Linked DNA regions of Homo sapiens: region 2 is linked to region 1. Evidence: read pairs that join two places in POLR2A ChIA-PET (ENCODE). Cell type or tissue: K562. All regions are shown on one strand. Links, peaks and the distances in the headings refer to the core of each region. The heading gives the core; the rest is flanking DNA. Region 1 holds the start of SSX3 (SSX family member 3). Region 2 overlaps SSX1 (SSX family member 1).

Region 1 (15,201 bases), core at 2,708-10,707:
TAATTTATTGGGGATGCTTCATTTTCCCCAAAATTTGCCTTTTTTTTTTTTTTTTGAGATGGAGTCTCACTCTGTTGCCGAGGATGGAGTGCAGTGGTGCGATCTCGGCTCACTGCAAGCTCCACCTCCCAGGTTCATGCCATTCTCCTGCCAGGTTCATACCATTCTCCTGCCTCAGCCTCCCGAGCAGCTGGGACTACAGGCGCCCACCACCACACCCGGCTAATTTTTTGTACTTTTAGTAGAGACGGGGTTTCACCGTGGTAGCCAGGATGGTCTCGATCTGCTGACCTCGTGATCTGCCCGCCTTGGCCTCCCAAAGTACTGAGATTACAGGCATGAGCCACTGTGCCTGGCCTAATATTTGCCTTTTTAAACAGTTTTTTATGGTGTCTTTTGACTTAGATGATACTTTAATTTTTACGTCTTTAAATATGTCAGATTCATTATTTATAGCCTTGGTGTAATATCAGGAAGTGCCTATGCCAACTCAAGATGTCTTACACTGTAATATTTTCCTAAAATTTCATCTAGTTCTTTATGACTTCACGTTTTCACATTTAAGTCTCTGAATTTTTAGAATTTATTATTTTATGTGGTTGAAAGTAAGGATTTAATGTTTATTTTTCCAAATGGATAGACACTTGTCAACAATCCTTTATTACACAACCCATCTTTTGCCCACTGTTTGGAAATGCATGCTTAAGTTTGTATATAAATTAGTTTGTTTCTTGACTTATTATTTTGTTTCACTAATTAATCTATTTCTAAGTGTATTCATTTTTGATTGCTGCTGTAACAAATTGTCAATAGCTAAGACAACACTGGGCCCGGTGGCTCACACCTGTATTCCCAGCACTTTGGGAGGCTGAGACGGGCAGATCGCTTGAGGTCAGGAGTTTGAAACCAGCCTGGCCAACATGGCGAAACCCTGTCTCTACTAAAAATACAAAAATTAGCCGGTGTAGTGGCGTGCACCTGATATCCCAGCTACTCGGGAAGCTGAGACAGGAGAACCGCTTGAACACGGTAGACAGAGATTGCAGTGAGCCGAGGTCACCCCACTGCCCTCCAGCTTGGACGACAAAAGTGAGACTCCATCTCAAAAAATATTTATATAGCTAAGACAATTTTTGAAAAAGAAGAATAAGGTGGGAGGAATTGCTCTACCATATTTCAATACTTCTTATATAGCTACAGGAATCAAGACTATATATTATTGGGAGAAAAATAGACACATAGATCACTGTAACAAAATAGAAATCCTAGAAATAGCCCCACACTGATTTTTTACCAAGAGACAAAAATAGGGAAAGATCATCTGCTTAACAAATGATGCTGGGGCAGTTGCAGAGCCATAGGCCAAAAAGAAAAAAAAAAAACCAAAAAGGCCTAATCTTCACACCTTTATACAAAAAAGTAAGTCAAGTGGATCATAGATTTAAATCTAAAATATAAAACTATAAAAGGCCGGGCACGGTGGCTCACGTCTGTAATCCCAGCACTTTGGGAGGCCGAGGTGGGCAGATCACGAGGTCAGGAGATCGAGACCATCCTGGCTAACACAGTGAAACCCTGTCTCTACTAAAAATACAAACAAGTTAGCCAGGTGTGGTGGCAGGCGCCTGTAGTCCCAGCTACTCGGGAGGCTGAGGCAGGAGAATGGTGTGAACCCGGGAGGTGGAGCTTGCAGTGAGCCGAGATCGTGCACTCCATCCTGGGCAACAGAGCAAGAATGCATCTCAAAAAACAAACAAACAAACAAAAAAACTAAAAAAAAAGTTTTACAAGAAAATATAGGAGAAGCGTCTGAGATCTAGGGCATAGTGAATGGTTCAAAAAGCATAATACATAAGGAAAAAATAAATTAGATTTCATCCAATTTAAAACTTTTGCTCTGCAAGAAATCTTGTTAGAAGGATGAAAAAATATGGTATGATCTGAAAGAAAATGTTTGCAAACCACATATCCAAGAAAGGACTCACATCCAGAATATGTAATGGATATGTATAGTACTCTCAAAACTCAACAGTAGGCTGAGCGTGGTGGCTCACATTTGTAATCCCAGCACTTTGAAAGGTCGAGGTGGACGGAGGGCAGATGCCTTGAGGCCAGGAGTTCAAGACCAGCCTGGGCAACATGGCAAAAAACCCATCTCTACTAAAAATACAAAAATTAGACAAGCATGATGATGCGTGCCTGTAATCCCAGCTACTCTGGAGGCTGAGGCATGAGAATCACTTGAACCTGGGAGGCGGAGGTTGGAGTGAGCCAAGATCGTGCCACTGCACTCCAGCCTGGGTAACAGAGCAAGACTCTGTCTCAAGAAAAAAAAATAATAAAAACCTCAATGGTAAAAAATACAAACAAATAATCCAGTTAGAAAATCATGAAAAGATATGAACATACATTTCACTGAAGAGGAAATAAGCAAATAAGCACATGAAAAGATGTTCAACACTCATTTGCTTCACTAGATGCAGAATAACACCACGATGAGGTATCACTACACACTTATTACAATAGCTAAAATAAAAGACATAGTGACAACACCAAATGGTGACAAGGATGCAGAGAAACTGGACACCTTATTAAGTGCTGCTGGGAAGGTAAAATCTTACAGCCACTCTGGAAAGCAGTTTGGTAGTTTCTTATAAAACTAAACATGCAATGACCATACAATTCAACAATTACACTTCAGAGAAATTAAAATGTATGCCCATCCAGAAACTTGTACATAATTGTTCATAGCAGCTTTACTTGTAATAGCCAATAGGTGGAAATAATCAATATGTCCTAAAATAAGTGAATGGTCAAACTGTGCTACATCCATCCCCTGGAATACTACTCAGCAATAAAAATGAACTATTGTCAGGGCACAGTGGCTCACCCTGTTATCACAGCACTTTGGGAGGTCGAGGCAGGCGGATGATGATGTCAGGAGTTCAAGACCAGACTTGCCAGTATGTTGAAACCCCATCTTTACTACTGATACAAAAATTACCCGGGTGTGGTGGCGCGCACCTGTAGTCAGAGCTACTCGGGAGGCTGAGACTGGAAAATTGCTTGAACCCAGGAGGCAGAGGTTGCAGTGAGCCGAGACACTGCACTCTAGCCTGGGTGACAGAGTGAGACTCTGTCTCAACAACAACAACAATGAACTATTGATACACAAATATCAATATCTTGGAGAAATCTCCATGGAATTATGCTGAGTGAAATAAGCCCATAAAACATGATATACTATAAGATTTCACTTGTACAGCATTGTAGAAAAGACAAAATTGTGGAAACGAAAAACAGATTTGTGGTTGCCAGGGATTAGGGATGGCGGATGGGAGGAGAGTATTACTAAAAATGAGTAGCACAAGGGATAGCATTGCGGTGATGAAAATGTACTGTACATTTTTTTTTTCAAGAGGGATTCTCACTCTGTCTCCTAGGCTGTAGTGCAGTGGCACGCTCTCGAGCTCACTGCAACCTCTGCCTCCTGGGTTTGAGCTATTCTCCTGTCTCAGCCTCCCATGTAGCTGGGACTACAGGCGGGTGCCACCATGCCTGGTTAATTTTTGTACTTTTAGTAGAGACGGGGTTTCTCCATGTTGGCCAGGCTGGTCTCAAACTCCTGACCTCAAGTGATCTGCCCACCTCGGCCTCCCAAAATGCTGGGATTACAAGCGTGAACCACTGCACCCGGCCATGTTCTGTCTGTTTTTTTTTCTGAAATACAAGCTTTGTTTAAAATGTAAAGAAATATTAAAAGTAAACTTTTTTTTACAAATTATAATCAAGCACTCAAAACAATTTAGGAATGTTAAACACTAATTCTTAATTCAAAATAATGACATCCATAGACTATATCCTGGTGTTGGTCAATATAAAGTTTACTTAATATTAGTATTTTATAGGCCGGGCACAGTGGCTCACGCCTGTAATCCCAACACTTTGGGAGGATGAGGCGGGCGGATCACGAGGTCAGGAGATCGAGACCATCCTGGCTAACACGATGAAACCCTGTCTCTACTAAAAATACAAAAAATTAGCCAGGCGTTTTGGTGAGCACCTGTAGTCCCAGCCACTCGGAAGGCTGAGGCAGGAGAATGGCGTGAACCCAGGAGGTGGAGCTTGCAGTGAGCGGAGATCGAGCCACTGCACTCCAGCCTGGGTGACAGGGTGAGACTCCGTCTCAAAACAAAAACAAAAACAAAAACAAAACAAAAAAACTAGTATTTTTTATATGCTTAACCATTGATCGTTCCTAAAATTCAATGAAAACAATGATTTGACTTTATAAGGTGAAGCCTTTTATGTAATACGCTAGAGATATCTTTTTCAAATACAAAACCTTTATACCAGCAAGGAAATTATAAAAGCATATATAAAGTATACTGAAGGATGTGATTTAAAGGCTGTCTGTATATACAGATGCATTTCACCTTATAAAGTACACGTGCACATCAAAACACTTTCACTGAATATAGATGCCATTACATTCTCTTAACACTACAAAGCAAATGTCAGGTTCATAAACATTGTCCTATTATGTATCAACTGAAAAAACATATATACACAAAAAGATTTTGAAGACACATGGGAGTGGAATGTGCCTACATTTAGAGCAGAGCTTTTACAGGACCACCTGTCTCCAGCCGGCTCCCAGGAACCACTGAAAACAGCTGCTACCCTCAGAACGGCAAGATGGTCTTGTTAATGATTTCACTGGACTCTCGAATCTCATCCTCCTTGATCACCAGCAGAGGCGAAACCTGATGATGTCACCATGGGTGGGCTTGGCCAGAAGTCCATAATCTCGAAGTCATAGACACACCTCCCAAGCATTACAGTCTATGGTTTCTTTAATAACAATAGCATTTAATAATTATTTTCCTCCCGGGCACAGTGGCTCACGCCTGTAATCCCAACACTTTGGGAGGCTGAGGCGGGTGGATCGCCTGAAGTCAGGAGTTCGAGACCAGCCTGGCCAACGTGGCGAAACCCCGTCTCTACTAAAAATACAAAAATTAGCTGGGCATAGTGGTGCATGCCTGTAATCCCAGCTACTCAGGAGGCTGAGGTAGGAGAATCGCTTGAACCCAGGAGGCAGAGGTTGCAGTGAGCCAAGATTGCACCATTGCACTCCATCCTGGGCAACCAGAGTGAACCTCTGACTCAAATAATAATAATAATAATAATTCTGTTCCTTTTATGGCAGTTACAACATCAGAAGGTAGCTTCATGGGTTCACTTCTCACGATAATACCCATTTTTTTTCTGCATTTTCAGCAAGATTTTCTTGTTCTAAAACCTCAAGGGCTGCGATGGTCACTCAGCAGCCTAGTGGATTGCCACCGTATGTGGACCCATGTTCCCCTGGCTTAATGCTCAGCATTAAGCCATCATCCCACAGCACTGCAGACACAGAGTATCAACCTCCAGAAAGGGCCTTTCCAAGGAGGACTATATCAGGTCTGACATTTTCATGATCAACAGCCAGCCATCTACCAGTTCTGGCCAATCCTATCTGTATTTCATCAGCAATGAACAGAACCAAGCTGGGAGCACGAGATGGGACAAGGGTAAGTTAAAATACCACAAAGCTCCCTGTTCTTACGGAGATTCCGCTGATCTCTCTCTTGCTCTTTCTTTCTTTTTTTTTTTTTTTTCAGTCTTGCTCTGTCGCTCAAGCTGGAGTGCAGTGGTGTGATCTCAGCTCAATGCAACCTCGGCTTCCCAGGTTCAAATCATTGAGTGAGCCCAGGAGGTCAAGACCAACCTGGGAAACATAGCAAAAGGCAGGGTAGTGCATGCCTGTAGTCCCAAGGCCGAGGCGGGAGAATCACTTGAGTCCCGGAGGTAGAGACCAGCCTGGACAACATAGCGAAACTGTCTCTAGTAGAAAAATTAAAAATATTAGTGGGGGCGGGGTGGTGTGAACCTGTAGTCCCGAGGCCAAGGCAGGACGATTGCTTGAGCCTAGGAGGTTGAGGCCAGCCTGGCCAACATAGTGAAACCCCATTTCTACTAACAACAAGAACAACAAAAAAATAGCGTGGGTGGGGTGGCTCACTCCTGTAGTTTTGAGGCCAAGGTGGGAGGATTGCTTGAGCCCAGGAGGTTGATACCAGCCTGGCCAACAAAGCGATAGCCTGCCTCTCCTAAAATAAATAAATAAATAAATAAATAAATAAATGAAAATAAAAATGAGCAGGGCAGAATGGCACACGCCTATAGTCCTGAGGCCAAGATGAAAGCATCATCTGAGCCTAAGAGATTGAGGCCAGCCTGGGCAACATATCGAAACCTGGTTTCTACTAAAACGAAACAAAACAAAACAAAAAATAGCTTGGGCAGGGTGGTGCGTGGCTGCGGTCCTGAGGCAGGAGGATCCCTTGAGCCCAGGAGCTTGATGCCGGCCTGGCCAACATAGGGAAACATGGTTTCTACTAAAAAAAAAAAAAAAAAAAAAAAAAAAATCGTAGGCAGGGTAGTGCATGCCTGTAGTCTCGAGGCCATGGTGGAAGAATGCCTTGAGCCCAGGACGATGAGACCAACCTGGCCAATGAGACCAGCCTGGCCAACATAGCAAAACCTGGTTTCTACTTAAAAAAAAAAAAAAAAAAAAAAGCGTAGGCAGGGTGGTGAATGCCTGTAGTCCCGAGGCCGAGGTGGGAGGATCGCTTGAGCCCAGGACGTCAAGACCAGCCTGGCCAACACAGCAAAACCTTCTCTATTAAAAAATCAAAAAATAAAAAATATTAGTGGGGGTGGGGTGGTTTGCGCCTGTAGTCCCGAGACAGAGGCGGGAGGATTGGCCAAGGCAGATGTAACCAATACCACAATCACATCCCATAAGTAAATACATTTTCCTCTCTCCAGGGCTACAGGTAAAGGATGGTAATTCTGCACACCACACTTAGATTCCCTTTCAAAAATGTAAGCAGAGGTTGGAGGGCCTTGGACTGTTTTTTCAGTGGCAACAGATATAGAAGCCACTGAAGAATGAACTCCACGACTAATTATAGCAAACCTCCGCAAATGTGCTAGTTTGGAAAACATTGTGGCTTTCAAGTAGAAAAATCACAGATTGACTATTTTTTTCTTCCCACAGTTCAGACTAGAATCCAGATTTTTAACCCAAGATCCAGGAACAGTCTTCAGAGAGATCAAAATCTGACGGCGCCTGAGGACCACCCACTTTTTCGCAGTGGCGACAAGGTGTGGCTGGAGGAGGAGACATTATTCTGCAATGTCGCTGCCCAAGGATGATGGACCAATCAGGGCAGTTAGTGAACTCCATCTGGCCAATTAGAAGTCAGAACAGTAGGCGGAACAAGCGAAGCGGATGTGGCTTCTATCAGTCCCGGCTCCAGGGACACAACCTTCTCAAAGTGGGGGTGGAGACTCTAATTTTCCCGCCTAAAGCATCCCCTGGGATTCGCTACTTTAAGTTCAGAGTACGCATGCTCTGATTTTCTCTCTCTTTCGATTCTTCCATACTCAAGAGTACGCACGGTCTGATTTTCTCTTTGGATTCTTCCAAAATCAGAGTAAGAATACACTGATTTTCTTTTTCCATTCTTCCTACCCCTCCCCTCCTCCGTGGTGCATTTGCTATCTAGTTTTAATAAGGAGTGTATATGAGGCAGGCCGCCATCTTAAATCTTTCCTGTCAGTTTCTAACCGCCATCTCAAATCTTTCCTGTCAGTTTCTAACTTTTTCAGGTATGGGATTTTTCCTAGGAACTCTGTAGTAACTTAAGAAATTTGGGCCTGGGGTGGTGGCTTACACTTGTAATCCCTGCACTTTTGGAAGCCACAGCTGGTGGATTGCCTGAACCCAAGAGGCGGAGGTTGCAGTGAGCCATGATCACGCCAGTGCACTCCCGACTGGGCAACAGAGCGAGACCCTGTCTGAAAAAAAAAATCACTCAAATCTTTCCTGCTGGGCTCAAGTGATCTTCTCACCTAGGCCTTGGGACTACAGGCGCGCACCACCCCGCTTCTGCTAAATTTTGTTTGTTTGTTTTTTTTAGTAGAGATGGTTTTGCTACGTTTGTGAGCCTGGTCTCAAGCTCCTGGGCTAAGGCGATCCGCCCACCTTGGCCTTCCAAAGTGCTGGGATGGTACAGGCCTGCTCCACCAACCCCAGCTAACTTTTTGTTTATTTTGTAGACGGGGGTTTTGCTGTGTTTCCCAGCCGGGTCTCGACCTCCTGGGCTCAAGTGACCTGCACGCCTCGGCCTCCCAAAGTGCTGGGATTACAGGCCTGAGCCACTGCGCCTGGCTGATTGCTGCAACTTGAAATGCCCCACATTCTCTCTAAGTGATGGCGGGCTCTTGTAGTCTCAGAAATTCTAGCTCTCTTCGTTCTAATAACTTACAAATCACCCAGTAATAGCCTCTGAACACATTCATATTAGCGATGCTCATTTCTCTTCAGCAGAACAGAACCCCCCATCCCTCTGCCTGATCAGATCCATCACCAAAGAGACCACGTTATCTCTGGGACTAACTTCCCTTCCTTTATTTATTGAGCGGGGGTGTCAGCATGCCCCACTGAATAAAATTACACAGTCATGTCCCTGCCTCCCCAACAAGGGTCCATACATCTTTCAGGGGAAGCCTAGCTCCAGGGAAATTACTAACAACATTAGCCAACCCCCTCCCAAAGACTCAAGGCTGCTTTGCCCATAGGAAACCTGTCATCCCCTATCAATACTTCTCCCAGAGACCCCTGGTTCCTGGTTTTCGTCTGATTTCTCCCCATATCCTTACTCAGGGACAGATAAGCCCCGGATGGAGAAATGCAGCACCTGATTCCAGGTGACTGAGTGGCCGGCCTTCACTGATTTCTCCCTCCACAAGACCAAAGGTCCTGCGGCTGGAAAGTCTCAATCTGTTTCTCTTGCAGGTCAGACTACTCCCTGTGCCATGAACGGAGATGACACCTTTGCAAGGAGACCCACGGTTGGTGCTCAAATACCAGAGAAGATACAAAAGGTGAGGTGACCTAGAGGGAGCAGAGTAGTGACCCAGGGGACAGTGTGGGGTGACCCGGTTTCTGAGGAGGGGAGGACAGAGATACTGGAGACAAGGAGCAGGGTCTCAGGGGAGATCTGGACCCTTGGGAGCCTCCCACCCTCACTCTGTCATCACCTAGCATCCCTGGAGACAAGTCTGTGACCTTGCACTACATTTGGTGACTCTCAGTCCATTCTGGAAGGTGGGAGGAGAGCCAGCCAGCAGCATTAAAGCCCGACAGTGTGGCAGGGGTGAAGCTAGGAAGGTCCCTCATGTTCTGTCAGTTAGCCGTGGCATCAACCAGGAAGGATTATCCCCACTTCCCAGATCCAGCACACAGGAAGCGACTCCAGCTGAATGGCAGACATGCCTAGCTGAGTCCCTGCCATAATTCCTTTTTTTTTTTTTTGTAGGCCTTCGATGATATTGCCAAATACTTCTCTAAGGAAGAGTGGGAAAAGATGAAAGTCTCGGAGAAAATCGTCTATGTGTATATGAAGAGAAAGTATGAGGCCATGACTAAACTAGGTAACAGAAAGTTCTAGGTACAGACAAGTCTGGGGACACATGAGCATCCCTTTTCCTGCTTTGGCTATTTCTTAGGCTGCAGAAAGTACCTCACATTTTCCTTTTGTGTAGGGAAAAATCGCAAGGCAGCTTCTGGGTGTTCTGCTCTTCTATATCCTGTCAGGGCTGAGGGCAGTGACTGGCCACAGTGGAGCTCATACCTGGATCCTGCACGTTTCTCTCTCTTAGGCTTCTGTTCTGATGAGCCCAACTGTCTCTGTGGCATCCCGGCAACCATCCTACCCCCACCCCACACACACCCACTCTACCTTCTCTCGGCTTGTCTCTTTCTTTTTTTTTTTTTTTTGTTTGAGTCAGTCTGAATCTGTCACCTAGGCTAGAGTGCAGTAGTGCAATCATAGCTTACTGCAGCCTTGAATTCCTGGCCTCAAGCAATCCTCCAGCCTTAGCCTCCCAAAGTGTTGGTACTACAGACATGAGCCACCGTACCAGGCCCAAGCTTGTCTCTTAAGGAATAAACATTTTGCTTCTTTCTAGGTTTCAAGGCCATCCTCCCATCTTTCATGCGTAATAAACGGGTCACAGACTTCCAGGGGAATGATTTTGATAATGACCCTAACCGTGGGAATCAGGGTGAGTAGATGGGAAGGGGCTGGAAAGGGTCTCCTCAAGCCCAATTGCTTTTCAGCTCAGCTACCTGGGAAAGAGCCTCAGGCATTTGTTCCCTCATACACATCGGGGCAGAGTGAAAAAAAAAATTGCATGCAGAAAGTTAACTACAGAGGTCATTCATATAAAATTTTAAAACATGCAAAAGAAGAATATATATTTTTATGGATAATAAGTAAATGGTAAATGTATACAAACATGAATGTGAATAAAAAGCCATCAAACTAAGGTGACTGGCTGTAAGTGGAGGAGGGAGGGAGGGCAGGGATTGCTGAGTGCTGCACAGACAGCTTCAGCTGTGACTTGTTGATAGTGTGTTTTGTTTGTTTTTGTTTTTGAGATGGAGTTTCACTCTTCTCGGCCAGGGTGGAGTGCAATAAGGCAATCTCAGCTCACTCCAACTTTCACCTCCTGGGTTCAAGTGATTCTTCTGCCTCAGCCTCCCGAGTAGCTGGGGTTACACGCACGTGCCCCCACACTCAGCTCATTTTTTAATTTATGGTAGAGACGGGGTTTCACCATGTTGGCCAGGCTGGTCTCAAACTTCCTGACCTCAGGTGATCCACCCGCCTCAGCCTTCCAAACTGCTGGGATTACAAGTGTGAGCTACCACGCCCGGCCTGTTTGCAGTTTTTCTAATATTCTGAATAAATAAATCAGACCTAACTTAGCTGTGGGGTAATGTTGAGATCCGACTGGACTCAATATTATTCCCCATACTTTTCTGTGTGTTTGAAATATTTCTTTTTTAAATGACATGTTGTTCTTCCTAAGCACTGTTAATGTATCAAAGGACAGTTAAGAAAATGTTACAAGTGAAAAAAAAAAAAAAGAAAGAAAGTGTTAAAACTGTAGATCCGCCAAAAACTTCCAGAGGTTGTTTCATTAACAGCATGTAGGTATTGGATAGGTATCTTAGGAGTGAGGTTGATGAACACATTATGTAATAAAGATCGCTGTTTCTCTGTATTTTATCAAAACCAAATAGTCTTCTCATTCCCAAATAACCCTGATTCTCTGTGATGAGCTTGAAAGAGAGTTTGAAAGAGTGATCCCTTATCGAAAACACAGAGAGCTTTCCCACTTGTCAGAGAACAGAGATAACATAGGATGAAAAAAAGACAGGTTCTTGGGTAGAGAGCTTTGTGCATTTCAGGAAAATAAAGGGGACATATGTATTTACTTGCTCTTCTACTCTGACAACATAATTATAAGACAAGGTCAGAATGTCCAAACCGTCTCCAATAGACCTATTACTCGCCAACTAAACAGGCCAGATTCTACAATCTCCCGCAATCACTATAAGAGATCTGAAAAGCCAGTGCTTGAGTATCTGCCAAGTTTTTAACGTTAAAGGACTGTCTTTGTACTGAAAATCTTTCAGAGCCACTGGACCAAATCATCCGTGGTTCACCACACATTTAACAGCTTAATTCACATACCATAAGATTCACCCATTTGAAGTGTACAATGATTTTCAGTTGTTGCACATCTTGAGTGGATACAGTTCAGATTCCTAACCAATCAATTTAATTATTTGGGAAAAAGTAAAAGATATGTAATCGAATAAGATGAGACTGTGATGGGGTGTAGTCCCCATGTGATAAACCATGAGATGGAAAATTCTGAATTGATGCCACAGATAAATGCATCAACCATGACTAAACATAATTCAGAAGCAAATCTGAAATAACTCCTCAACAATGCGTGGACTCATAAGCCTCTGCTGCAGAATACCCTGATGCGACAGAAGTCTCTCTAGAGTTTGGAAACCTTTACCAACAATGAAAAATTCTGATGTATTCTCTTTCAGTTCAACGTCCTCAGATGACTTTCGGCAGGCTCCAGGGAATCTTCCCGAAGGTGAGTATCTTTCAGATCTAAAGGACCAGAGAACCTTTGTCCCTCCAAGGATGCGAACACTGGTAAGAGTGGGAGAATATCAACAATGCCCTCACTGCCTTCTTCTCCCCATGTCTATCACAACACCTGATGTAGCACCGACGGCTTGATAGTACCAACATTTGTGATTGTTCATACCTCTTTTGTTTTCATAGTGATGCCAGATACTATTTCAAGCAGTTCACATGGATTAATTTATTTAATCCTTAAGAAGACATTGTTTCTATTATCTCCGAATAATAATGAGTAACACATTTCAGTTTTCATCCATATGATAGCCATATGACTTGGCACAAATCTTCTGAGTTCTCTGAGCTCCAGATTCCTGGTCCATGAAATGGAAGTAAAGAATTATAGTTTATGTTTTAGATCATAGTTATCAGCAACATAATAATAAAATGAGGCTATCGTGGTACAGAGATGTTAAAGAATTTTCCTGAGGCGCAGTGTCAGTGGTAGTCTAATCCAGAGCTCCAAGCCATTTAAAGCTCATTCACGTTTGCATTTGTTTATGAAGTTCAGATGTTGCTCACTAGGGCTTCACCCCATAGGGCCTGCTGGTGCTTCCATTGAGACACCCACTCTCGCAACAGGAAGGACCATCTGGTCTCTGCTGTGTTACTGGGGCCACTTGCATGGCTTAGGAATCGCTTTGATTGTTGGCCCCTCCCTACTGTGAGCTCCTTGAGTGCCTTGTCTGCACCTGGGGCGTCTGGGAAGCCCCAGTCCCAGCCCAGGGGATCCCTCGGAGGCCCCTGAATGAGTGATCCCACAAGTGCAGATTCAACTCTGGTTTGGAGGGTAAAGGGATCTGGGAGTTGGGTTGCCAGTGTGGAGACTGAATTCAAAGAAGGATTGTGAAAGGTATTAATTGTTATTATTACTACATTTAAAGAGTGTTTACAAGCTCAGAGAGCACTTTCTTGTAGCCTATTTTACATGTATGGTTCACTATTTCATAAGGGAGGAAGCTGAATTAAAAGTAGCTTAAGATCAGGGCGCGGTGGCTCACGACTGTAATCCCAGCACTTTGGGAGGCTGAGTCGGGCAGATCACAAGGTCAGGAGATCGAGACCATCCTGCCCAACATGGTGAAACCTCGTCTCTACTAAAAATACAAAACTTAGTGGGGCGTGGTAGTGCCTGCCTGTAGTCCCAGATACTCTGGAGGCTAAGGAAGGAGAATCGCTTAAACGCGGGAGTCAGATATTGCCTTGAGCCGATATCATGCCACGGCTCCCCATTCTGGCGACACAGCAAGACTCCGTCTCAAAAAAAAAAAAAAAAAAGAAAAAGAAAGCAGCTTAAGATTGTTGGTCAGTACACATCCCAATGCAACCAGAATTGGTATGGGTACCACCTCACTGAATTCCACATTCAATTGGTGCCTCGGTAGGGTAGTATGTCATATCTGGTACTGCTTTGTTTGCTGCCTAGATTAATTTCAGCAAGCCATTTATTTCCCTCTCCCTTCCTTGTGTTCATCTCCCCACACCATCTTTCCCAGCAGTGTTTTGTCGCCTCCCTATGTTTTTACATTTACTCTCCCAGCAGCTGTCTACAAGCTTATATGGGATCCCTTGTATTTTACAGAACCTCTTCCCTTTGTAGACCTTGTGAATTCTTAGAATGCTACTCTTCTCCAAATCATCTGTATATCACACTCTCAATTAAATGGAGATTTTTGCTGTTTGCAAGAATGTGAGTCCTAAAAGAGTGGGAAGATAAGCATTCTATCCCTGGAAACCATATTCACTTAGGCCATTCCTTTCCCTTCTAACCTCCCCTCCCAGGTTTCTCCTAATTTAGGCCTGTGTAACTCTCCCAGTGTTGTTGAGAACATTGAATAAGCTAATGCATGTGAAGACCCTTTGTAAGCTCAAAAGCACTATAGAAATGTCACTGATACTATTTATCTATGACCTTCACATTATAAAGATCATGCCCAAGAAGCCAGCAGAGGAAGGAAATGTTTCGAAGGAAGTGCCAGAAGCATCTGGCCCACAAAACGATGGGAAACAGCTGTGCCCCCCGGGAAAACCAACTACCTCTGAGAAGATTAACATGATATCTGGTAAGAGGAAGCAATTCAGGAACAATCCCACTGGCTTCCCTGGCGACGTTCAGGTGTGTGGACTGGGTGTGTGGCATGGATCCCAGATAACCCTGGGTCCAGGCTGGGCTGAGGAGCTTGCCCAGCTCCAGATGAGATGTTAGACATGACTTCCAGAGACAGACTGGAGTTGTCATCCATATAAAAAAAAACCACGTGACTTGAGGAAAGTCTTCCAAATTTCCTCAGCTCCAGGTTCCTAGTCCATAAGATGGAAATAAAGAATCATAGTTCATAAATTGTTTGGAGACATTAAATTTAATCTAGAAGGCCTGATGACATGAAAGGTGCTCAAGCGATTCTATCTGTGATAACCTGGGATCATATCTTACTCAGCTCAATGCCTGTTACCCAATACAGGTGTCCTTCAGAGATACTGCAGGTTCGGTTCCAGACCACTGCAATAAAGTGAGTCACACACATTGTTTTTTGTTTGACAGTGCATAAAACGTTATGTTTACACTACAGTGTAGTCTACTAAGTGTGCAATAGCATTATGTCTAAAAATGTATATACCTTAATTTTAAAATAATTCATTGTTAAAAATGCTAACAATCTTCTGAGCCTTCAGTGAGTCACACTCTTTTTGCTGGTGGAGGGTCTTGCCTCGGTGTTGATGGCTGCTGGCTGGTCAAGGTGGTGGTTGCTGAAGATTGGAGTGGCTGTGGCAGTTTCTTAAAAGAACACAACAATGAAATTTGCCACATCGATTAGCTCTCCCTTTCATGAAGGATTTCTCTGTAGTATGTGATGCTATTGGATAGCATTTTACCCACAGTAGAACTCCTTTCAAAGTTGAACTCAATCCTCTCTAGCTATGAAAGTCCTAGATGGCATCTCCTTCCAATAGAAGGCTATTTTATCTACATTGAAAATCTGTTGTTTCGTGTAGCCACCTTCATCAGTGATCTTAGCTAGATCTTCCGGATAACTTGCTGCAGCTTCTCCATCAGGGTTTGCTGCTTCAC
Region 2 (15,201 bases), core at 3,511-11,510, 91 kb after region 1:
CCTGTCTAATATTTGTTCAGCCAGTTCTCCCAACAGGATAATGTTGGCCTAGTGCTTCAAGATGAATGCTAATATAGATGGAACTAATAAGATGCTGAACTCCAAACAAACATGCCTGATTTTTTTTTCCTTCTGGCCTCTTTGTGGCTCAAATGTGGCCCATGTTCCTGATATAGACTCCCTTACCTTTCCCTTGACATGGGACAAAGACAACCGGCACAGGTCCATCCTGGCATGGAGTGACAATGAAGCCTCACTTTAAGATGGCTGATCAGTGAGGTTTTGAAAGAAAGATCTTCATCAAAAGAGGGAATTTTAAAACTGATTGTGCAAATGAACCAGCTTCTCCAGGGCCAGTGAGCCTCATTTCAAAACAATATGTAACATTTTTCTTTCCGATAAAGCTTCCAACTTCTGTTTGTTCGTTGGACATACTGAAGACCACCCCAGTCCGTGTATATGCCCTGAATTGCAATTTTGTGATTCCCAAATACAGCATTTGATTTAGGAATTTGTCTCTATAATTTATTTTGTCTTTGACACAATTAACCACTATGATGTGTTGAATGGTCGCCCCGCCCCCTGACGAGGTGAGTATTACACTGAATTTAAAAATTCATTCTAGACCGGGCATGGTGGCTCACGTCTGTAATCCTCACACTTTGGGAGGCCGAGGTGGGCGGATCACCTGGGGTGAGGAGTTCATGTCCATCCTGGCTAACATGGTGAAACCCCATCTCTACAAAAAATACAAAGTTAGCTGGGCTTCATGGTGCATGCCTGTAATCCCAGCTACTTGGGAGGCTGAGGAAGGAAAATCGCTTGAACTCAGGAGACAGAGGTTGCAGCGAGCTGAGATCGCACCATTGCATTCCAGCCTGGGCAATGAGAGTGAAACTCTGTCCCGAAAAAAAAAAGTCATTCTATTATAATCCTGATAATTGCTTTGCTTTGCATCTTACTATGGACTTGTTGGATATCTATGTGGCTGTACACTACCCAGAGAAAGATAGAAACAGCAGTGGAGATAATTAGAAAATTGTAATGTTACTATAAAAGAATAACAAAAGGGGGAAATTGTAAGGTTAACTACACATAAAATTGAGATTTTCCTGTTGCCAAAAGGGAAGAAGAGACCTTTTCCCATTTCCCTTTCCCTAGAGCATTTCCTTCAGAAAATTTGTATTGGTAAATTCTTCCTTTGATATGTAAGCCTCTGGCCCCATATATCCCAGGAATGTCTTCGACTTGAACTCCAGGCCTCAAGTGATACTCCAGCCTCAGCCTCCCAAAGTGTTGGAATTACAGGTGTGAGCCACCATGACCAGTCCCTAGAAAGGTCTTTCTTCAGGGCCTTGAGCCATCTCTTTGAAACGTGAACATTGAGGAAGATGACGTCCCAGTCTCCCTGTCACCAGGGGAGTTTGCCTAGGTGCCTTTCTCCAAGCTCTAAGCACCTGCTTGTCATAGAGATATGAGTTTTATTTTTCCTTCAGATAAAGGCAATTAACTAGCACAGATGGGTACTCCAATTCCTTGGTGAACTTAGAACTTGTCTGGGAGTATTTAGTTTTCACCCTTGGCTGCTGCTATACAACCAGGCCAATTAGCTACATACATGGACTTTCTGGTTTCTGCTACCACTTTTTTGATTGTTTGTTTGTTTGTTTTGTTTTGTTTTTCAGATGGAGTCTTGCTCTGTCGCCCAGGCTGAAGTGCCGTGGTGCGATCTCAGCTCACTGCAACCTCTGCTTCCCAGGGTCAAGCGATTCTCCTGCCTCAGCCTCCCGAGTAGCTGAGATTACAGGTGTGTGCCACCATGCCGGGCTAATTTTTGTATTTTTAGTAGAGACTGGGTTTCACCATGCTCGCCAGGCTAGACTCAAACTCCTGACCTCATGAACTTCCTGCCTTGGCATCCCAAAGTGATGGGATTACAGGCGTGAGCCACCACACCTGGCCTCTAGGACCACTTTTGGTTTCTATGAAACACTACACTTCAAAGTGTGGGATCTGGCTTCCAAGACAGCTGTGAAAGGGGCAGATGATGCAATCTAGAAGTGTGGGGGAGTTCATGCCTATGGGGTAAATTTTGACCAATTAAAAAAAAAAAAACCATGAGTGAGAGCCAGGTACGTAAATTCCCTCTCCTCTCCCCATGCACCGTTCCAAGCATGGCTTCTCAGTATAGTCTGTCTAGAGGTGTCCTGTATGGCCCAAAGCCTGTTTCCTTGGGAACCTGAGCTAAAATAATGGGAATTCACACACTCGCAGACAGTGTTAAGTGTGGTGGAGGACCCAGATCTGGGCAGAGGAAAATTACCCCAATAAGGAAATGGACAATTTGAGGATTTGGAATAGAGAAAAGGACTAGAAGAACCAGTAGTAGAATAGCTTATGGGTAGCATTTTTGGAGAAAAAGGCAGTTCTGGTGATTTTTGCAGTGAACTGCTCAGCTCTGTAAAATGTATACTTCCTTTCTTTCCATCAGTCTCCCCTATGAAATCTTCCATAAATTATCCTTTTATAACTATCTATTGCCGGTGAAGTGAATTTTCTTTTTTTCTTTTTCTTTTTATTTAGAGATAGAGTTTCTGTCCACGAGGCTGGAGTGCAGTGGTGCCACCTTGGCTCACTGCGATCTCCGCCTCCCGAGTTCAAATGATCCTCCCGCCTCAGCTGCCCTAGTAGCTGGGACTACAGGCGTGCACCACCAATGCCCGGCTAATTTTTTTTTTTTTTTTGTATTTTTAGTAGAGATGGGGTTTTACCATCTTGGCCAGGCTGGTCTCGAAATCCTGACCTCAGTTGATCCACACACCTCGGCCTCCCTAAGTGCTGGGATTACAGGTGTGAGCCACCACACTCAGCCTGTCAGTTTTGTTTTGAAGAATAAAATAGATTGAGTCTTGTGCCAAAATACAGGGGAAGCTGTACCCAGACAGGTAACAAAATATTATTAACAATAATAGATAGGGTTTCTACATGCCAATAATAGCCATTTAGAAAACCAAATTGAGAAAAATTACACTTATATTGTGACAAAAAATACATGAAATATCTAATAACAGATGATTGGAGCAAGATGGCAGCTAGATCCCGTGCCCCACTCAACGTTCCATCAAACTAGGAAGAAAATGTTTTCAAGGGTCAATCCTTAACAGTAGAGGAAAATAGGAAAACGTGTCAGTGGTCCACCAGATATATTGAGGCATTCCTGGGAGATAGAGTAGATGGGATCAGACTGACAGAGAAACCCGAGGAGACAAGACCACAGCTCAAATCACTGTAGGCGAGAGATGCTGTTTGTTTTTTGAGACAGGGACTTACTCTGTCGCCCAGGCTGGAGTACAGTGGCGTGATCTCGGCTCACTGCACGGTGTATCTCCCGGGTTCAAGTGATTCTCATGCCTCAGCCCCCGCAGTAACTGGAATTCACCGGTGCCCACCACCATGGCCGGCTAATTTTTGTATTTGTGGTAGAGGCAGGGTTTTTGCAATGTAGGCCAGGTTGGTCTCGAACTCCTCACCTCAAGTGATCTGCCTGCCTCGGCCTCCCAAAGTGCTGGGAATACAGCGTGAGTCACTGCGCCCAGTCAGGAGATGTTCTTTGTAGGAAAGCTTCTGAAAAACTCCAAACCCATAATCAAAAAAACATGGAGCGAGAAAGGGCCTTAGGGTAATCATCAGGTAGGTTAATTTAAAAGTTCATTTGAAACGTCTGAACCAGCCAGATTCCCCTCCGACACAACACTCAGATTGGCTGGCAGTAGCCACTTTTGCCTCTAAGATGAAACTCTGATAATTGTTCATTAAAGAAAGCGAAGGCCTGGCGAGGTGGCTCACACTTGTCATCTTAACACTTTGGGAGGCTGAGGCAGGAGGATTGCCTGAAGCCAGTAGATAGAGACCAGCCTGGGCAATATAGTGGGATCCTGTCTCTACAGAAAATACAAAAATTAGCTGGGTGTGGTGGCAAGTGCCTGTAGTCCCAGGTAGTTCGTAAGCTGAAGTAGGAGAATCCCTTGAGCCTGGGAGATCGAAGCTGCAGTGAGCTGAAATTGCAGAACTGCACTCCAACCTGGGAGACAGAGTGCGATCCTGTCTCAAAAAAAATAAAAAAATAAAAAATAAAATATAAAAAAACACAGACATAAAAAAGTAATGCATCACTGGGCGCACTAGCTCACGCATGTAATCCCAGCACTTTGGGACGCTGAGGCCATCAGATCACGAGGCCAGAAGATCAACCTGGCTGACACAGTGAAACCCCGTTTCTACTAAAAATATAAAAAATTAGTTGGGAATGGTGGCACGCGCCTGTGTTCCCAGCGACTCTGGAGATTGAGGCAGGAGAATCGCTTGAACCTGGTAGGCAGAGGTTGCAGGGAGCCGACATCTCACCACTGCATTCCAGCCTGGACAACAGAGCGAGACTCTGTCTCAAAAAAAAAAAAAAGTAATGTATCAGGACTTGGTGTATCTTCGGCACTTCACAGTAATAATGAAGGAAAGAAACACATTTGTGGAGAGGGGACCATGTTCACTCTTTATCTATCCATGATAGACAGTCGGGAGCTTTATATACCCAAGAAACCTAAGGAAAAATGTTCCCTGTCATGACTCACACTCTTCCAGTCACCCTTCCTGGCACCTGTCTTGTGGGCTGGGGGACCCAACTTATGGATCCCATCATCCCAGGGAGAAAGAAAAACCAAATCCTTCAGTATCTCTTTTTGGGTATCCTCTCCTCTGTTTGCATGGAGGATAAGGCACCTGATATCTAGTAGCCGAATGTTACATTTGTGTAATACAGAACTATATTGGGATAAAATAGAATTTGTTTCCTCTGAGACACAGGTAGAGGCACGTCCACACTGACCTGGGGGGCAGCCACCTCTTCCTGCAGTGCCAGGCAGGGCGTGCTCACAGATCTGGGGAACCTCTGTTGCTCCTGGAGCCCCACAACCTCCTTCCTGGCACCCTCTCCCTCTGGTGGCTGTGACAGCCCACACTTGGTCTTGGGTATCCCCTGCTTCTTTGCCTGCCCCTCTTCTCCCTACGCTGCACATCTCTGTCTCCCACTGTCCCACTATGTCCACGATTGCCTCTTCCTCCCTGCACTCTCCATCTCTAAGGGTTCCTTGTCTTGGAAAATGAACCCACAGCCTCTACCTTGTGACGGGACAGAACCCGGGACTTGTTCAGTTCTCCCTTCCTCCACCACACACACCTGTCCTCCTTAATGTTTCTGAAGTCAGTGAGCTCCAAACTCAGCTCCTCCTGCACCTGCCAGCTGTAGGACCTGTGACAAGACGCCTACCATCTCTCTGGGACTCCGTCTCTCATCTGTCATATAGGCATAATGATCATAGTGTGCTCCTTCTAAGGCTGGGAGAACCAGGAGGCCAAGGTGATGGGCTATGGACGGTCAAAACAGCTCCAATCCTGCCTCCACCTGGGGCTGGTGTTTCAAGTCCATGGTGTGTGAATGGAGCTTTGATGTCTCCATTCACACACAATGCTTTGTGCTAAAATAGACTCCCCTCTGCCCTTCCCTTCCCCACAACTGTTTCCCCTCTGCACCGTGCATTGGTACCTGTGAGAAAGAACTGTCCCATTCCCAAATCATCGTCCCCACCCCAGCCCCCAGGCCCTTGGGTGGTGAGACCCTTGATGGGCAGTCTCATGCTTCTGTCCAGGGGACCTTCCCACCGTTGCTCCCCTGCATGGAGACTAAGTGGACTCTTCTATTCCCTGGCCATCACAGGGTCTACAGTGCACGCATCTTCCTCATTCCTCCATGTTCCCCAGATGACGATTTCATCTGTGTCTCTTCCCACATACTCCCAAATGGACCATCCCAGCCCTAGAACCCGAAAATTGTTCAGAGAGCGAAGGCCAAATTGCCCAACCACCTGCTGCAGAATCCTGCTCCAGGACTGAAGTGTATAGTCCCTATCAAAATAAAAACTGGAGGCCAGGCGCGGTGGCTCATGCCTGTAATCCTAGTACTTTAGGAGGCCAAGGTGGGAGGATCGCTTGAGCCCAGCAGTTCAAGGCTGCATTGAGCTATGATCGTGCCACTGCACTCCAGCCTGGACAGAGCAAGACCCCATCTCCAGAAGAAACAAACAAACAAAGAAACAAAGAAAGCCAACAACTGGAAACATCCTCCTCTAGAATGGTGGTCAGGAACATCTCCCCGTCTTGTTCCCTGATGTCTCTCCAGCACCTAGAACAGCGCTCAGCACGAGGACACACTCATTAGGGTTTTGTTGAATAAATGACTCCTTTGACATGGCAATTCCACTTCTAAGAATCTTTCTAAAGAAATATTCACACATGTGCACAAAGCTGTGTGCACAATAATGAGAGGAACAAACAACTGGGGAACGTTTGCAAAGGTTTATTAACTGTCAGTGACTGATACAGGGGAATCGGATGAGGGGAGTACATGCTGAACAGGAAACAGAGTGAGGGGGGCTTGACCAGGACGCATGGCAATGGGAAAAGCAGATGGGAGATGCTTATACTGGTACTTGGTGTGTGTGTGTGCGTGTGTGTGTGTGTGTGTGTGTAAATGCAGAGGAAAAAGTCTGAAATTAAACACTCAGAACTGCCCTCAGTAGTCACATCTGGGGAGAGATGAGGATAGTGCTGTTCTATGGAGAGAATACCTGACAATACTTGTTTTCTGACGTAGGTGCATGGATACACAAACCGAAATATGCATTCAGTATGTCTTGCTCATCAATTATAAGGATAGTATCTAACAGAATGGCACACTGTAAGAAAATACAATGGAAACACTAACATCGAACTCTTGGCACACTAAGAAAAATGACGCTCAAGTTTCACCGTTGTGAACACTTGCTTTCACTTGCTATGCACCTGATGACGAGGGAGCCGCAGCCATGCCCATGTTCGTGAAAGGTCACCACGTTCTGCTTCTCATCAAGGGCATGTGTCGTATCCCCCAGGCTGAGGCGAGAAGAGGGAAGGAAAGTAAGTGACAGCGAGTTCCCACTGCCCAATAACTCAACCTCAACTCCTCCTGACCTGCAGACCCTGCACACTCTGATTCTGCCCTACCCCAGGACCTGGACACGCCTTCCATGGTTCCTCGAAGTGAACCATCTGCTCATGCCACAGTGACTTCCTCGCCTGGTTTATGCATTCCTAGGCTAGAAGAAGGTGTGGCCACATATCAGGGCTGACCTGGGGTTTGGGAACCCACAGCATCCTGGGTGGTGAGGATCCCTGGATATACAGGGTAGGGAGTAGAAAGAGCATGGGAAATCTCATCATTCAGCCTCAATGCTGTACAGTAGAAAATTATGAGAAAGGAATGATTTGGGAAACAAATGACAAGATGGGATACCAGTACCATAACAGAATAGCACATCTGCAGGGATGTGGAGGGTGAGCCGAAGGTTCACTTACGGAGTTACTCGTCATCTTCCTCAGGGTCACTGATCTCTTCATAAATCACCAGCTGCTTTCTCTCACGCAGTCTGTGGGTCCAGGCATGTTTCCCCCTTTTGGGTCCTATGATGGAGAAGAGTTGGAAGATGAGGGTTGGGTACGTTGAAGAGTGTTAGGCTCTGTTTTCTCAAAAAAAGGAGATGCCTCCTCCCTCCCAAGTGCCCATGGGCCTTCTTTATCCAGTTTTTCACATTCTCTGGCTTAGAGAGGCTGAGGCCTTAGACCCACACCAATACACGACAAATACCAATTAATGTTTTAGCTTCTGGCTCCTTCTGTTGTGACGTTTAGATTACCAACCTCTTCACTTACGGGAACATTCACCGATACCTCCTTTCATTCAGCACGTATTTGTTAAGGGCACACAGGCATACCTTGTTTTATGGCACCTCATTTTTATAGTGCTATGCAGACACTGTAATTTTTTGGGGGGAATTCTCACCAATTTTACACTTTTCCATTATTATTATATCTGTTATGGTGATCTGTGATCAGTGAGCTTTGATGTTATTATTGCAATTGTTTTTGTTGTTTTTTAGTCTTTTAAAATAATTTATTTTTGTGGATACACAGTAGGTGTATATACTTATAGGGTACGTGAGATATTTTGATACACGTATGCAATGCGTAATAATCACATCATGGAAAATAGGGTATCCATCCCATCAAGCATTTATCCTTGTGTTACAAACAATCCAATTACACTCTTTTCGTTATTTTTAAATGTACGATTAAGTTATTATTGACTATAGTCACCCTGTTGTGTGTCAATGTTCTGGGGGTAACAGGAACTCCACCTAGAGAAGATAACGAACGTAATTGATCAATGTTGTGTGTATTCTGACTGCTCCACCAATGAGCTCTTCCCCATCTCTTTTCCTTTTCTTGGGCCTACCTATTCCCTGAGATACAGCGATACTGAAATTAGGACAGTTAACAATCCTAAAATGGCCACTAACTGTTCAAATGAAAGGAAGAGTCGCATTCTCTCACATTAAATCAGAATCTAGAAATGGCTAAGCTTAGTGAGGAAGGCATGCTGAAAGCCGAGACAGGATGAAAGCTAGGCCTCTTGCACCAAATAGCCAAGCTGTGCATGCAAAGGAGAAGTTCTTGAAAGAAAGAATAGTATATAATGCAAAGGAAAAGTTCTTGAAGGAAATAATAATACTAATACCCAGTGAACACAAGAATAAGAAAGCAAAACAGCCTTACTGCTGCAATAGAGAAAGTTTGAGTGATCAGGATAGAACATGAAACCAGCCACAACATTCCCTTAAGCCAAAGTCTAATTCAGAGCAAGACCTGAACTCTCTTCAAGCCCATGAAAGCTGAGAGAGGTGAAGAAACGTGTGAAACTAGCAGAGGTTGGTTTGTGAGGTTTAAGGAAAGAAGCTGTCCCCATAACATAAAAGTGCAAGGTGTAGCAGCAAACACTGATGGAGAAGCTGCAGCAAGTTATCCAGAAGATCTAGCTAAGATCACTGATGAACGTGGCTACACTAAACAACAGATTTTCAATATAGATTAAACAGCCTTTTATCGGAAGTAGATGCCATCTAAAACTTTCATAGCTAGAGATGATTGACTCCAACTTTGAAAGAAGTTCTAAAGTGGCTAAATGCTATCGAATAGCATCACATACTACAGAGAAATCTTTCATGAAAGGGAGAGCTAATCGATGTGGCAAATTTCATTGTTGTGTTCTTTTAAGAAACTGCCACAGCCACTCCACCCTTCAGCAACCACCACCTTGATCAGCCAGCAGCCATCAACACCGAGGCAAGACCCTCCACCAACAAGAAGAGTGTAACTCACTGAAGGCTCAGAAGATTGTTAGCATTTTTTAACAATAAATTATTTTAAAATTAAGGTATGTACATTTTTAGACATAATGCTATTGCACACTTAGTAGAGTACACTATAGTGTAAACATAATGTTTTTATGCACTGCGAAACAAACGAAAAACAATGTGTGTGACTCACTTTATTGCAGTGCTCTGGAACCCAACCTGCAATATCTCTGAAGTACACCTGTATTGGGTATCAGGCATTGAGCTGAGTAAGATATGATCCCAGGTTATCACAGATAGAATCGCTTGAGCACCTTTCATGTCATCAGGCCTTCAGGATTTAATTTAATGCCTCCAAACAATTTACGAACTATGATTCTTTATTTCCATCTTATGGACTAGGAATCTGGAGCTGAGAAAATTTGGAAGACTTGTCCCAAGTCACGTGGTTTTTTATATGGATGACAACTCCAGTCTGCATCTCTGGAAGTCATGTCTAACATCTCATCTGGAGCTGGGCGAGCTCTTCAGCCCAGCCTGGACCCAGGCTTGTCTGGGATCCATGCCACACACCCAGTCCACACACCTGAACATAGCCAGAAAAGCCAGAGAAGTTGTTCCCAAATCATTTCCTCTTACCAGATCTCTTATTAATCTTCTCAGAAATATTTGCTTTTCCTGGGGGGTGCAGTTGTTTCCCATCGTTTTGTGGGCCAGATGCTTCTGACACTCCCTTCGAATCATTTTCGTCCTCTGCTGGCTTCTTGGGCATGATCTTTATAATGTGAAGGTTACAGATAAACAGTATCAGTGACATTTCTATAGTGCTTTAGAGCTTACAAAGCGTCTTCACATGCATTACCTTAATGAATGTTCTCAACAACGCGGGGAGAGTTACACTTGCCTAAATGAGACAAACCTGGGAGATTAGAAGCAAAAGGAATGGCCTAAATGAATGCAGTTTCCAGGGCTAGAATGCTTATCTTCACACTCTTTTAAGACTGACATTCGTGGAAACAGCAGAAATCTCCATGTAGTTGAGAGTGTAGTACACAGAATATTTGGAGAAAAATAGCATTCTAAGAATTCACAAGGTCTACAAAAGGAAGAGCTTCTATAAAATACAAGGGATCCCATATAAGCTCGTAGACAGCTGCTGGGAGAGTAAATGTAAAAACATAGGGAGGGGACAAAACACTGCTGGGAAAGATGGTGTGGGGAGATGAATACAGGGAAGGGAGAGGTAAAGAAATGGTTTGCTGAAATTAATCTAGGCAGCAAAGAAAGCAGTACCAGATCTGGCATACCACCCTACCGAGGCACCAACATTGAATGTGGAATTCAGTGAGGTGGTACCCATACCAATTCTGGTTACACTGGGATGTGTCACTGACCAACAATATTAAGCTACTCTTTTTTTTTTTTTGACAAAGTCTCGCTCTGTCACCAGGCTAGAGTGCAGTGGTGCGATCTTGGCTCACTGCAATCTCCTCCTCCCCGGTTCAAGCGATTCCCCTGTCTCAGCCTCCTGAGTAGCTAGGATTACAGGCAGGCGCTACCACGCCCTGCTAAGTTTTGTATTTTTAGTAGAGATGAGGTTTCACCATGTTGGCCAGGACGGTCTCGATCTCTTGACCTCGTAATCTGCCCGCCTCAACCTCCTAAATTGCTGGGATTACAGTCGTGAGCCCCCGCGCCCGGCCCTTAAGCTACTTTTTACTCAGCTTCCTCACTTATGAAATAGTGAATAATACATGTAAAATAAGCTAAGGGAAAATCCTCTCTGAGCTTGTAAACATTGTTCAAATGTAATAATAATAACATTGAATACCTTTCTGGATCCTTCTTTGAATTCGTTCTCCATACTGGCAACCCAACTCCCAGATCCCTTTACCTTCTAAACCAGAGCTGAATCTGCACTTCCAGAATCACTCATTCAGGGGCCTCTGAGGGATCCCCTGGGCTGGGACTGGGGCTTCTCGGATGCCCCAGGTGCAGACAAAGCCCTCAAGGAGCTCAAGGAGGGGCCAACAGTCAAAGCGATTCCTAAGCCATGGGAGTGGCCCCGGTAACAGAGCAGAGGCCAGCTGGTCCTTCCTGTTGCGAGAGTGGGTGTCTCAATGGAAGCACCAGTAGGCCCTATGGGGTAAAGCCCTAGTGAGCAACATCTGAACTTCATAAACAAATACAAACGTGAATGAGCTTTAAATGGCTTGGAGCTCTGGATTAGACTACCACTGACACTGTGCCCCAGGAAAATTCTTTAACATCTCTGTACCCCGATAGCCTCATTTTATTATTATGTTGCTGATAACTATGGTCTATAACATGAACTATTATTCTTTACTTCCATTTCATGGACTAGGAATCTGGAGCTCCGATAACTTAGAAGATTTGTGCCAAGTCACATGGCTTTTATATGGATGACAACCGAAGTGTGTGACTCATTACTATTTGGAGATAATAAAAGAAACAATGTCATAGAGGTCTTCTTATGGATTAAATTAATTAATCCATGTGAACTGCTTAAAATAGTATCTGGCATCACTATGAAAACAAAAGAAGTATTAAGGATCACAACTGTTAGTATTATCAAGCCGTCGGTGCTACATAAGTTGTTGTGATAGACATGGGGAGAAAGAGGCAATGAGGGCGTTTTTGATATTCTCCCTGTCTTATCAGTGTTCACATCCATGAAAGGAAAAAGGTTCTCTGGTCCTTTAGATTTGAGAGATACTCACCTTCGGGATGATTCTGTGGAGCCTGCCGAAAGTCATCTGAGGATGTTCAACTGAAAGAGAACACATCAGAATTTTTCTTTGTTGGTAAAGATTTCCAAACTCTGGAGAGACTTCCGTTGCATGAGGGCATTCTGCAGCAGAGGTTATGAGTCCACTCATTGTTGAGGAGTTATTTGAGATTTGCTTCTGAATTATGTTTAGTCATGGTTGGTTCATTTATCTGTGGCATCAATTCAGAATTTTACATCACATGGTTTCTCAAATGGGGGTTAAATCCCATCACAGTCTCATCTTATTCCATTACATATCTTTTACTTTTTCCCAAATAATTAAATTGATTGGTTGGGAATGTAAACTGTAATCACTCAAGATGTGCAACAACTAAAAATCACTGTACACTTCAAATGGGTGGATCTTATGGTATGTGAATTAAGCTGTTAAATGTGTGATGAACCATGGATGATTTAGTCCAGTGGCTCTGAAATATTTTCAGTATAAAGACACTCCTTTAATGTCAAAACTTGGCAGATACTCAAGCACTGGAGTTTCAGATCTCTTATAGTGATTGTGGGAGATGGTTGATTCTGGCCTGTTTAGCTGGGGAGTAATAGAGATATTGAAGACAGTTTAGACACTCTGACCTTGTCTTATGATTGTATTGTCAGAGCAGAAGAGCAAGTAAACAAATATGTCCCCTTTCTATTCCTGAAATGCACAAAGATCTCTACCCAAGAACCTGTCTTTTTTTCATCCTATGTTATCTCCGCTCACTGACAATTGGGAAAGCTCTCTGTGTGTTGGATGAGGGGTCACTCTTTCAAACTCACTTCCAAGCTCATCATGGAGAATTGGGGTTGTTTGGGAATGTGAAGACTATTTGGTTTCAATAAAGTATGGAGAAACAGCAATCTTTATTACATGTGTTCATCACCCTCTCTCTTAAGATATTTATCCAATATCTACATGCTGTTAATGAAACAATGTCTGGAAGTTTTTGGTGGATCTATACTTTTAATAGTTTCTTTTTTTTTCACTTTTAAAATTGTCTTAACTGTCCTTTGATTCATTAACAGTGTTTAGCTATCTGTTTGTCTGTTGTTGGTGTATAAGAATGCTTGTGATTTTTGTACATTGATTTTGTATCCTGAGATTTTGCTGAAGTTGCTTATCAGCTTAAGGAGATTTTGGGCTGAGACAATGGGGTTTTCTAGGTATACGATCATGTCGTCTGCAAACAGGGACAATTTGACTTCCTCTTTTCCTAATTGAATACCCTTTATTTCCTTCTCCTGCCTAACTTCATGTCTAAAACACCAAAAGCAATGGCAACAAAAGCCAAAATTGACAAATGGGATCTAATTAAACTAAAGAGCTTCTGCACAGCAAAAGAAACTACCACCAGAGTGAACAGGCAACCTACAGAATGGGAGGAAATTTTTGCAACCTACTCATCTGACAAAGGGCTAATATCCAGAATCTACAATGAACTCAAACAAATTTACAAGAAAAAAACAAACAACCCCATCAAAAAGTGGGCAAAGGGCATGAACAGACACTTCTCAAAAGAAGACATTTATGCAGCTAAAAAACACATGAAAAAATGCTCACCATCACTGGCCATCAGAGAAATGCAAATCAAAACCACAATGAGATACCATCTCACACCAGTTAGAATGGCAATCATTAAAAAGTCAGGAAACAACAGGTGCTGGAGAGGATGTGGAGAAATAGGAACACTTTTACACTGTTGGTGGGACTGTAAACTAGTTCAACCATTGTGGAAGTCAGTGTGGAGATTCCTCAGGAATCTAGAACTAGAAATACCATTTGACCCAGCCATCCCATTACTGGGTATATACCCAAAGGACTATAAATCATGCTGCTATAAAGACACATGCACACATATGTTTATTGTGGCACTATTCACAATAGCAAAGACTTGGAACCAACCCAAATGTCCAACAATGATAGACTGGATTAAGAAAATGTGGCACATATACACCATGGAATACTATGCAGCCATAAAAAATGATGAGTTCATGTCCTTTGCAGGGACATGGATGAAATTGGAAATCATCATTCTCAGTAAACTATTGCAAGAACAAAAAACCAAACACCGCATATTCTCACTCATAGGTGGGAATTGAACAATGAGAACACAAGGACACGGGAAGGGGAACATCACACTCTGGGGACTGTTGTGGGGTGGGGAGAGGGGGAAGGGATGGCGTTGGGAGATATACCTAATGCTAGATGATGAGTTAATGGGTGCAGCGCACCAGCATGGCACATGTATACACATGTAACTAACCTGCACATTGTGCACATGTACCCTAAAACTTAAAGTATAATAAAAAAAAACAGTGTTTAGCAAGAACAACATGTCTTTTAAAAAAGAAATGTTTCAAACACACAGAATAGTATGGGGAATAATATTGAGTTCAGTCGCATCTCAACATTACCCCATGACTATGTTAGATCTGATTTATTTATTTAGAATGTTAGAAACACTAGAAACGGCCTGGGTGCAGTGGCTCACGCCTGTAATCCCAGCACTTTGGGAGGCTGAGGTGGGTGGATCACCTGAGGTCAGGAGTTTGAGACCAGCCTGGTCAACATGGTGAAACCCCATCTCTACTAAAAATACAAAAATTAGGTGGGCATGGTGGCGGGCGCCTGTAATCCCAGCTACTCAGGAGGCTGAGGCAGGAGAATCGTTTGAACCCGGGAGGCAGAGGTTGTAGTGGGCTGAGACTGTGCCATTGTACTCCAGCCTGGGCGACAAGAGCAAATCTCCAGTTCAAAACAAAAACAAAACAAAACGAAACAAAACAAAACACACTATCAACAAGTCATGACTGAAGCTGTCTGTGCAGCACTCACCAATCCCTGCCCCCGCCCCTTCTCCATTTACAGCCAGTCTCCTCAATCTGATGCCTTTTTATTCGCATTTATGTTTTTATGCATTTACCATTTACTTATTATCCATGAAAGTACATATTACTTTTGCATGTTTTAGAATTTTATGAATGGCCTCTGTAGTTAACTTTCTGTATGCAATTTTTTTTTTCACTCAACCCTGATGTGTATGAGGGAACAAATGCCAGAGGATCTTTCCCAGGTAGCTGAGCTGAAAAGCAATTGGGCTTCAGGAGACCTTTCCAGCCACTTCCCATCTA

What was found. ChIA-PET counts read pairs that join two places held together with the same protein. Peaks named below come from ENCODE experiments on the same cell type or tissue, not always from the same donor. Only the 100,000 strongest peaks of a DNase experiment are listed, where the experiment ranks them.
Region 2: POLR2A ChIA-PET joins it to region 1 with 5 read pairs; 2 of 35 experiments call an interaction of 5 or more read pairs at or near these places.

The regions. Positions count from the first base shown.
Region 1 is chrX:48,348,980-48,364,180 of GRCh38, reverse strand. It overlaps SSX3 (SSX family member 3), which reads left to right and starts at 7,478. Exons shown (of 8, transcript NM_021014.4): 1 at 7,478-7,547; 2 at 8,912-9,000; 3 at 9,435-9,549; 4 at 10,087-10,182; 5 at 12,032-12,081; 6 at 14,059-14,194. The coding sequence starts at 8,932. It also overlaps the pseudogene LOC791093. In K562, for the core only: no CTCF peak of the experiment used is centred there; a DNase peak (open chromatin) is centred at 7,226.
Region 2 is chrX:48,258,637-48,273,837 of GRCh38, reverse strand. SSX1 (SSX family member 1) reads right to left here. Exons shown (of 8, transcript NM_005635.4): 5 at 12,023-12,072; 6 at 9,921-10,056; 7 at 7,447-7,551; 8 at 6,394-6,984. The coding sequence ends at 7,451. Among named protein-coding and RNA genes, the nearest start is that of SSX1, 11 kb to the right of the region's middle. In K562, for the core only: no CTCF peak of the experiment used is centred there; no DNase peak of the experiment used is centred there.